Regions from separate parts of the Mus musculus genome. Here region 2 is linked to region 1. The links are chromatin loops, found by intact Hi-C in ENCODE. Cell type or tissue: heart. All regions are shown on one strand. Region 1 has its middle 13 kb from the start of Ssr2. Region 2 overlaps Arhgef2 (rho/rac guanine nucleotide exchange factor (GEF) 2).

Region 1 (5,000 bases):
GTGTAGCTCTGGCTGTCCTGTAACTCACTATATAGACCAGGCTGGCCTCAAACTCAGAAATCCGCCTGCCTCTGCCTCCCAAGTGCTGGGATTAAAGGCATGTGCCACCACTGCCCAGCAATAAATCTTTTTTTTTTTAAATAGTTATTAAAGGAAATGGCTTCTCTTGAGTTTGAATTTATTTGTGTATGTGTGTGGTGAGATGGAGTCTCCTTATTGCTGTCTTGAAACTCCCTCTGTGGACCAGGCTGGCCTCAGACTTACAGAGATCCCCCTGCCTCTGCCTCCTGAGTGCTGAGAATAAAGGCCTGAGCCAAATGCCCAGCAATGATTTCTTTTCAGGCCAGGGAGAAGTGCTGGGTTTCCTGCTGCTGGACCCTCTAGTAGCAGCTTTGGCTTTTACAGAGTCAGTTTACAGTGGCTTCTCCGCTGTAAACTGACTCTGTCCAACACAGGAATGCCGTGGTCTGAGAAAGGCCTCCCAGGCAGGAGGGGAACCCAACAAACACTGGCTTTGTTTCTGCTAACAAGTTTCCCCTTTCCATTCCGCTCCTCAGCTCCCCTGCCTAACCGGTTTAACCTTTCCTTTCCCCAGCCTTGGGAGCCTCTGGGTCCCTGAAAGATGAAAAGGACTTGGAGACAACGGGAAGCTCCCAATGGGGTGGCCCTTAGGCAACTCACATCCTTCCTTCAGGCCCTGCAGCTTGGACATGCCAGCGCCAGCCAGGTCAGAAAGCAAGAAAGATGATGGCTCTTGTTCCTCATGTTCTGGTGGGAACCTGGGAATGCTCAGACCGGGTGAGCAGGTGTAGGGGTATGCCAAGTGGGGAGAGCATTTGATAGGGAGGCTCTTGTCTGGTACTGAACCCTTCCCTTTCAGAGTGGGAAGCCCTGTTTCCCGTGTGTGCTTTCTCCTGGAGTTACAGAGTTAAGTCACAGGAGGAGGGCTTTCCTGCCCTCCACAGGATGGACTGGGGCAGGTGACATCAAGCTGTTTCTTTCTGGGTGTTCACTCTGGGTGGTCTCTTCTAGAAGGCAGGGGCACTCTCGCTCCTTTTCCTTGTACAAATCATCGGTGTTTGAACTGGCACTGTCGGGAGAGGAGATGAAACAGGAGCTCACAGATGATATGTGTGGTGAAGGCAGTGGATGTCATGGGTCCTTTGAAAAGAGGCCAGACTAGATACTTCATCTCTCAAGAGATCAGCTGCCTTGGAGTCAGGGTGGAATTTGAGCCTCCCTTCAGCAGTGGCTGGGGAGAATGTAAGCACTCCTGAAGTCTGTCGACAGGCTTAGCTGAAATAGTTGGCTTCAGCACTGCCCTTGTCACCTTGAGGCTATCAGATAGGATGACTGCCAACACACACACACACACACACACACACACACCCTCAAAGGTGTGAAACCTGAATCAGGTTGTATGCCGATCTGTGAGAAGAGAAGGACGATGAGCATCCCCCTCATTACCCTGAAGATTGGGTGTCCAAATGGGGGCTCCACCCTAAAAGGCTAGCTAGCAACCCTGGAGACAGCAGGTACTAGGTCTCTTCTACCTTCTGCAGACAGCCCTCGAGTACCCCCACAGCATCCCATCTCCGTTCAGATTGGTACCAGAGGGAGCCAGCTGCTTCCACTGCCGCCGCTAACTTCACATCTAGGCCTCCAGACCTGAAGAAAGTGGGGAGTAAGGAGAGCAGGGGGCAGCTCAGTGGAGAGACTGGAAGTTAATCTCCCCCAGAGCACAGCTGGAGCATGGAGGGTAACACTGACCACACAGCGGGGATCCCAGCCCCTAGGTGGCCACTCAGCGTTGGCCTCTGTCTTGGAGCTTGCATCCTCATCCAGATTGTTCAATGTGGATTTCCACGGCCTCCTCCCCACTGAGAGGGCACAAGCATCTCTCCTGTATTCTTAGGGAAAAGCAAACCACTGTCCCTCTCACATTTGGTTGGAGTAGGGAAGGATGCATCGTTCCTTCTGGATGCCTCCCCCTTACCCACAGCAAGGACCTCAGAGCAAAGGCTAGCTGATCAGAAGACAACTAATTTGTTTGCTTTATTCAATAGGTCACAATCGCTTCTCGGCCTTTTGGCTAAGATCAAGTGTAGTATTCAATAGGTCACAAAGGACAATGTAAATGGGCTTATCCAAAGATCACCAGCAGATGGCAGTCTAGCATATTTATTTTTACTTAGTGTTTTTGAGACAAGTCTCAAAACTTGTCTCTCTATAGATAAGACTAGTCTGAACTCACTAGATACCCCAAGTCTGGCTTGTCCCAGAGTGCTATGTGCCACCACACTGACCCACATCATACTTAATAAGTGACTACTACATAGCCATATTTCCCGTTTGCAAATGAGGGATGAAGGAAGCACTTAGTAGCTTGTCCAAGGCTCTGTAAATCACTCGTTGTCAGAGACAGCAAATCTCCCAGCGAGCCCTTTCCAGTAGCCGCAGGCTCCTTAAGAGAGTTTTGCTCCCTGTCACCTCCACAAGTGCCAAGCTGTGCCAAGCTGCCCTCTGCCCTAGCGGAAGAGGGTTGAGTCCACACCCCCTCAGTTGTTACCAAGGAAAGGGTGGAAGAGCTGGTCAAATATCCTGCTGCCTGGTCTCCAAAACAAGCCATGCTATGCGTTGGCATGTTGGCTGAGTTGCTGGTCACCCTGGTGCTGTCAGAGCTAGGGCCCTCCTTACCTGTAGCTGCCTGTAATCTCCCTTCCTGTGCAATTGCAGCACAAATAAATACAACCTCTCCTCCCACGCTACTGTAACCTGCCTCTTAAAGGGACCAAAGCACAGTTTTTAAGCCTAACATGAGAGAGAATAGAGGACCCTGCTGACCTGGGGGAAGACCTCAATGTTAAGTAGGACTCCAGCTGTGACCCTTGCCCTGGGCTGATGTTCCCCTTTCCCTCCCCAGCTTCTCCTTGTCCCATTAGAGGGAAGCTAAAAGTTCCCAGTGGTCAGAGTCCAACATCCTCTCCTCTCAAGGGAACGCCAGTCTGGTTCCCCACACCTGCTTCCACGAGAGACTGAGTCCCGTGGCCACCCTTTGTCCAGGGAATGCTTGTAACAGGGCAGTGGCACCAAAAGGGTTAAAGGTCTGGCCACAGAACTGTCTAGGGTGTTTGAAGTAGGGTGGGGAAGGGAAGGGCTTGAACAGTTGAAGAGGCAGCTGGTCAGTACTGGAATGAGTGCCCCATGGCCCCTATGCAAACTTCTGGACCATGAACAGTTCCTGTAGAGGGACCGAGAGAGAGGCACCCCCACCGAGGTGCCTGGATAGACCTTTAGAGGGGCTGCCTGAAGCAGGACTTGCGCCCATATTGAAGTCACCAGCTGAGGGCCAGAACAGGTTTCCCACCCTCGGGACCTCTGGTGAGTCTCTTCTTCACTTTCCGGGGTCCTTGCTTGATGAATGCACATTCCTCAGGAAGCAGGGATGTCCTGTTAGGAGCTGCTCAGCACCCAGGAAGTAGCAAGAGAAGTTACAGGTTCCGCACCAGCATCTTACTTTCACTTCCCATTTCTGCTTAGGGGGCAGCAGCGTATGTGTGTGTATAGATGCTATATTTTTGTGTGCACATATGTGTATACCCATGCACGTATGCAAATAGGAAAGAGTCACAATAACAGCCAATGATCAATGAACACAACGTATGTATCAAATGTTGATGAATTATTTTCATGTTTTCTTTTTTTTAATCTTTAGAATCTTATAGGGTTAATATACTCAACCCTTGTCTTGAGTACAAAGTATAAAGAATTTAGATGACTAACCTATGTCAATTAAGATGTAAGTTGTAGGACTAGGTTTCAAAGTCAAGTTCATTTGGCATCCAACTCTGTCGCGTTGTCATTAAGAACAAAAGCAAAACAAAAACCCCACTATCATTTTTATCCTACGGTGTTGGGACTGGAACCCAGCACCTCTATGAGACTCAAAACAATCTCAGGACCAATCATTTGTTCCTAAAGCCAAGCTCTTCCAGAGTCTAGACTGTCCCACTGTCCTATTAGGGTTTATCCACCCTACCAGCTACTTTAGCATTTCCTGGTATCTGCCAGCTTAATTTCCTTTGTCACCCTGGCCAAAGTCTCCTTAGATGTCCCTCTGAACCTCAGAGCTCCTCTTGCCCCACCCTTTTGGCACAGATACTACAGTGCCTGCTGAGAACCTGGTGGGGAGACGAGGATTGGCTGCGTTTGACAGGTCTTTGCTTTCTTATCCTACGTTTTGCTTCCTGGACTAGGACCCAGGGCTCCTGTAGAGAAGCATATAGTCACAAGCCCAGGGGTGGGGTATGGTGGGGAGGAAGGCAGAATCCTTAAATTCAAACAAACAAAGCCGAGGCTCACCTTTGGAAACAGCAAAATTCCAGACTGGTGCATGAGCCTCGAGTGCCACAGAGGAGAGGGGCGGGGTGGTGTTGAGATGCCTGCCTGGTGACTTAGCCGAGTGTGTGGTTGGATTAGGGTCTGGGGATGCTTGGCTACCTTCCCAGCTTGGAACTTCTGGAATTTCCTAACAGTAAAGGCAATAACTGCTCTATGGGCCACCGCTGCAGGGAAATGCATGTTCAGACTCGTCACAGAAACTGATCTCGGTAAATGGGTTTTGGCCACACAAGCATCTGGCTATCTTTGCATTGATGTATTATCCTTCTGGGTTCTTGTCTCTGTCTTAGTGTATGTTACAGTTTATAGTACTGGTTGCTGGATGAATGGATCTTCTCTACCCTTCCCCCCACCTCCTCCTCCTCCTCCTCTTTCCTTTTTATTACCCTGAATGTTGACTGCTTTCAACTGTGACCAGGGTGTGGTGGTACACAGCTAATTCTCTTTTTGTTTAAGATTTTATTTATTTTATGTATGTGAGTACACTGTCTCTGTCTTCATGTGCACCAGAAGAGGGCATTGGATCCCATTACAGGTGGTTGTGAGCCACCAAGTGGTTGCTGGGAATTGAATTCAGAACCTCTGGAAAAGCGGTCAGT
Region 2 (5,000 bases), 48 kb after region 1:
TTAAAAGATTGATTTATTTATGTATATGAGTACACACTGTAGTTGTACAGATAGTTGTGAACGTTCATATGGTTGTTGGGAATTGAATTTAGGACCTCTGCTCCCTCTGGTTGGCCGGGCGGTTTGTGAACCACCATGTGGTTTCTGGGATTTGAACTCAGGACCTTTGAAAGCACAGTCAGTCCTCTTACCCGCTGAGCCATCTCACCAGCCCCTCTTCTGTTCTCTTATCCCTTGCTTTTCTTACCAAGCCCAAGAAAGTCTTACTGAGTCAAATGCCTATTATAGCTCTTAATTCTATATCATAAAAAGTAAGATAGCGGGCTGGTGAGATGGCTCAGTGGTTAAGAGCGCTGACTGCTCTTCCAAAGGTCCAGAATTCAAATCTCAGCAACCACATGGTGGCTCACAACCATCCGTAACGAGATCTGACGCCCTCTTCTGGTGTGTCTGAAGACAACTACAGTGTACTTACATAAAATAAATAAATAAATAAATAAATCTTAAAAAAAAAAAAAAAAAAAGTAAGATAGCCAGGGCTATACAGAGAAACTCTACCTCGAAAAACCAAACCAAACCAACAACAACAACAACAACAACAACAACAACAACAACAAAAGTAAAGCAGGCACAGGCTTATATCTCCAGTGCTGAGAAAGCAGATTCTGAGGGTTAGAACTCTGAGGCTGTTTGGGGCTTTGTAGTGAGTTCAACACCAGTTTAGGTTACATAGAGAGACCCAGGAGAGACAGAGACAGAAAAGAGAGAGAGACTGTGCATCGAGGGACTCGTGCACATCTAAATGGTCCTGGCTGGTTCCGATGCTTGGGCTCTTGCCTGTATTGCATCACCGTCAATCCTTCTGGTTTTCTAGGACGGAAAACCCAGATATTAACGGTTAGGATTCCTCAGCCTAATTCTTCCTTTCCCCTCACAGGACAAGCCCTCAGTGGTGTCCTTGCAGAACCTCATCGTAAGAGACATAGCCAACCAGGCGAAAGGGATGTTTCTGATTAGTTCTGGACCGCCTGAGATGTATGAGGTGCATGCAGCGTCCCGAGACGACCGGACTACCTGGATCCGTGTCATCCAGCAGAGTGTGCGCCTGTGAGTGTGTACCTGTGTGTACATATGGCTTCAGGTCCTAGTCGGCATATTTCCTGGGAACTGAGCTCATCAGGAGAGGTTGGGGCAGAAGCTGGGGATAGACTAGATGAGTCAAGACAGAAAGTTCACATGAAAAGTTCTAATTTATATCCAGATAACCCGGCTACCCCTCCAGGATGGTGGTGGCAGACCTGTCAGCCGTGACACAGTGCCAGCCACACATATATCACTGGCAAATAGGACCAGCTTGAGCTGAGGTCCTTTCTCAAAAACTACAACAGGCCTGGCAGCGCATGCCTTTAATTTCAGCACGTGGGAGGCAGAGGCAGGTGGATCTCTTGAGTTTGAAGCCAGCCTAGGCTACAGACTAGGTAGTCAGGACTACAGGAGAAACCCTGTCTGGAAAACCCAAACCAAAACAAAAACCTCCAGCACAGTTAGTTAGTGCTGTAACTCAAATGTCAGAGCTCCTGCCTAGTGTTCTGGACACCTGGGTCCCTCCCTGGCACCACCTAAGTCAGCAGCAATCCGCAGAAGAGCAGAAGTCAAAAACAAGGACAAAGAAGTTGACAAAATGGCTCTCCTGGCAGAGCGATCAGAGCTAGAGATGGACGCAGGCTTCTCATAACCTTTATAAGCCTGAATGGTAAGTGTGAGATGAGGATTAGTGCAAAGAGTGACGAAGGCCACTGAAGGGATGAGAGGAGGGTCCTGTAGAACATGTGCAGAGGAGAGAAGCTGATCGATCGCTGGTGTCTTCCACACACCCAACCTGCCTGTTGCTCTGTAGGTGCCCGTCCAGGGAGGACTTTCCTCTGATCGAGACAGAGGATAAGGCGTATCTCCGGAGGATCAAGAGTAAGTTCCCATCCAGGGAGTGGGTTGATTTACACCATATCCTCGCAAAATACCGTGCTGCTCTCAGAAAGATGAGAGGTGCTGAAGAGGTGGCTCACCTCTTGTTTGTACCAAATTTCAACCAGGTTGAAAGCGCTGGTTTCTCCTTCGGAAGGCTCAGGTGTGATTCTCAGCACCAACTTGGTGACTCACAATTGTCTGTAACTCCAGTGTAGTGGCTCTCTAATGGCCTTGGTCACCTCAGTCACCCCAGGCACATGCGTGATGCCCACACCTACGTGCAGGCAAAACTCTCATAATGAAAGCTTCAGGTGGGCTGATAGAGGTCTATCCCAAAATAAATTGTTAAATGAAAAAAGCCAGGTTTAAAACAATGTGAAGTGTATGCTACCATTTTGTAAGTTTAGGGTAAATAGGTGTGTGTGTGTGTGTGTGTGTGTGTGTGTGTGTGTGTGTGTGTGTTTAAAATAGAGTAGTATCTCTATGTCCCAAGGGCATCTAATGCCCTCTTGTGGCCTCTGAGGGCATTGCCTGCATATGTTTCACAGATGTACATGGTACATAGACATACATACATGTGGGCAAAACACCCATATGATTCAAAATAAAGGTTAACTCTGGGCTTGGTGGCCCACGATTTTAATCCCAGCACTTGAGAGGCAGAGGCAGAAGGACCTCTGTGAGTTCAAGGCCAACATGATCTGCAAATCTAGTTTCAGGACAGCCAGTGCTGCTACACATAGAGAAACCCTGTCTCAAAAAACAAACAAATATTTTCTTTAAAAAAGATTTTATTTATTTATTTATTATATGTAAGTACACTGTAGCTGTCTTCAGATCTCATTAAGGATGGTTGTGAGCCACCATGTGGTTGCTGGGATTTGAACTCAGGACCTCTGGAAGAGTGTCAGTGCTCTTAACCGCTGAGCCATCTCACCAGCCCCCAAACAAATATTTTTTAAAGGTTAAATAATTTTAAATAAATTAGTTTTTTAATGAGAGCAGACTGCAGTGGTGTACACTTGTAATGCCAGCATTTGGGACCCATAGTGATAGGATCAGGCATTCAAGGCTGTCTTAATTCCTTTTATATTGCTGTGATAAGACACCGTGACCAAAGCCACTCAAAGAAGGAAGGACTTCATTTGGGTTTACAGTTTCAGGGGGTTAGGGTTCATAATAGTGGGAACAGCAGGTGGCAGACGGGACCCTGGAACAGCTGAGAAAGTCTGAGTTGTTTGAGACCCCCAAAGCCCGCCCCCAGTGACATACTTCCTCCAGCAAGGCCCCACCTCCTAGTCCTCCCCAGCCACCCACTAGGTACTAAGTATTCAAATGCCTGTGCCTTATGGAAAACATCTTGTTCCAAATACCACAGAGGATAGCTAGCCTCAACTATGTAAGGAGTTTGAAGCCAGCCTCAGCTACACAAGACTTTGTCTCAAAAACAAAAACAAAAAAAAGAGTCCAAAGGCCATAATAGCTGTGTCTGACTGCAAGTTACTCCGCTCACTCAAGTGAGCAGCCCTGTAAGTGCTCTAATGGAAGGAACACGGAGAGAATGAGGTGGCTAACCCAAACCCTTATTCATCCTTTTTTTTTTTTTTAAGATTTATTTACTTTTAGTTTATCTACTTTGGTGTTTTGCCTGCATGTGTGTTTCAAGGTGCCAGATCCCCTGGAATTGGAGCTATATGGACACTTGTGAGCAACCATGTGGTTGCTGGAAATTGAACCGAGGTTCTCTGGAAAAGCAGCCAATGTTCTTAACCACTGAGCCAAAACTCCAGCCCCTGTTCATAGATTTTTAGAAACAAAAGTAATGTTTGATTTACACCACACACACAAGATTTTTTGTTTTGGGGAATGCTTCAAGCCCAAAATTAAGTTCTGTCCCTCTGCTGACCCTGGGTATCCCTCTGCTACCCTGGGCTACCCCTCTGCTGACCCTGAGCTATCCCTCTGCTGACCCTGGGCTACCTCTCTGCTGACCCTGGCCTGCCCCTCTGCTGACCATGGCCGGCCCTTCACAAGCTCTTTGGGTCCTTCCACACTCAACCTGTTCCTATCCGCAGCGAAACTGCAGCAGAAAAACCAGGCGCTAGTGGAGCTGCTACAGAAGAATGTTGAGCTGTTTGCCGAGATGGTCCACTTCCAGGCCTTAAAGGCTGGCTTCGTTGGAATGCCCCCACCCGCCCTGCCCAGGGGCCTTTTCCGTCTTGAGTCCTTTGAGTCCCTCCGAGGCGAGCGCCTGCTAAAGGATGCCCTCCGTGAAGGTGAGGGCTGCTGAAGAGTCTAGGCTGTTCACTCAGCACCACAACCCATAAAGGAGTTGGGTTTGTTCTGGTCTAACTCCTGGGAAGGAAAGGGGCCGAGATCTGAGCTTGCTGTCGGATGCGTCTCCCTCGGGCAGGCTGAGATGACTCTTGAACATTTTTGATGTCCCTTGGATGCCACATGGCTGACTGAAGCCCCACTACCCAAATGTGAACCCCCTAAATACTTGGATGGTGTGTGTTGGGTGGACCCCCACTGGTTTTGTCTCCTGTCCCCACCTCCTCCTCTTTCCCTTCAGTGGAAGGCCTGAAAGACCTGCTGTTGGGCCCATGTGTGGACCTGCCTATGACATCCCGAGAACCAGCCTTACCCTTGGACTCTGACAGCGGTAGCTGTCCTGGGGTCACTGCCAGTGAGTACGGGGCATGAAAGCAAGAGGGGAGTGGCTTAATCAGGGAGGGAAGGGGTCCCGGAGCCCCCGAAGAAGTATATTCTGCTCCTCCTTCTCTTTTCTGCAACAGATGGAGAGGCCAGAACCTTCAATGGCTCCATTGAACTCTGTAGAGCAGACTCGGATTCCAGCCAGAAGGTGGGTTCTTGGAGAGCCAGGGAGTGGCCAAAGAAAGGGCACAGCTGGCTGGCCTGTGGATAGACAGCTGCTGAGGAAGGCCCCCAGGTCTGTGCCTGCTGACTCCCCATTCTTGTTTATTTCTGTAGGATCGGAATGGAAATCAGTTGAGATCACCACAGGAGGTGAG

What was found. Hi-C counts contacts between places; a loop is a spot of excess contacts. Peaks named below come from ENCODE experiments on the same cell type or tissue, not always from the same donor. Only the 100,000 strongest peaks of a DNase experiment are listed, where the experiment ranks them.
Region 2: a loop joins it to region 1, with 2.2 times the contacts of the local background. A loop is called at or near these places in 24 of 42 quality-filtered maps.

The regions. Positions count from the first base shown.
Region 1 is chr3:88,589,942-88,594,941 of GRCm38, forward strand. It overlaps the pseudogene Gm52660 and a transcript of Arhgef2 not described here. Among named protein-coding and RNA genes, the nearest start is that of Ssr2, 13 kb to the left of the region's middle. In heart, a CTCF peak has its summit at 2,157 (motif pointing right); DNase peaks (open chromatin) are centred at 2,580 and 3,210; H3K27ac peaks cover 1,859 bases.
Region 2 is chr3:88,638,386-88,643,385 of GRCm38, forward strand. It overlaps Arhgef2 (rho/rac guanine nucleotide exchange factor (GEF) 2), which reads left to right. Exons shown (of 22, transcript NM_008487.4): 13 at 938-1,107; 14 at 1,898-1,965; 15 at 4,041-4,241; 16 at 4,541-4,654; 17 at 4,764-4,831; 18 at 4,960-4,995. Among named protein-coding and RNA genes, the nearest start is that of Rxfp4, 12 kb to the right of the region's middle. In heart, a CTCF peak has its summit at 2,515 (motif pointing left); a DNase peak (open chromatin) is centred at 2,476.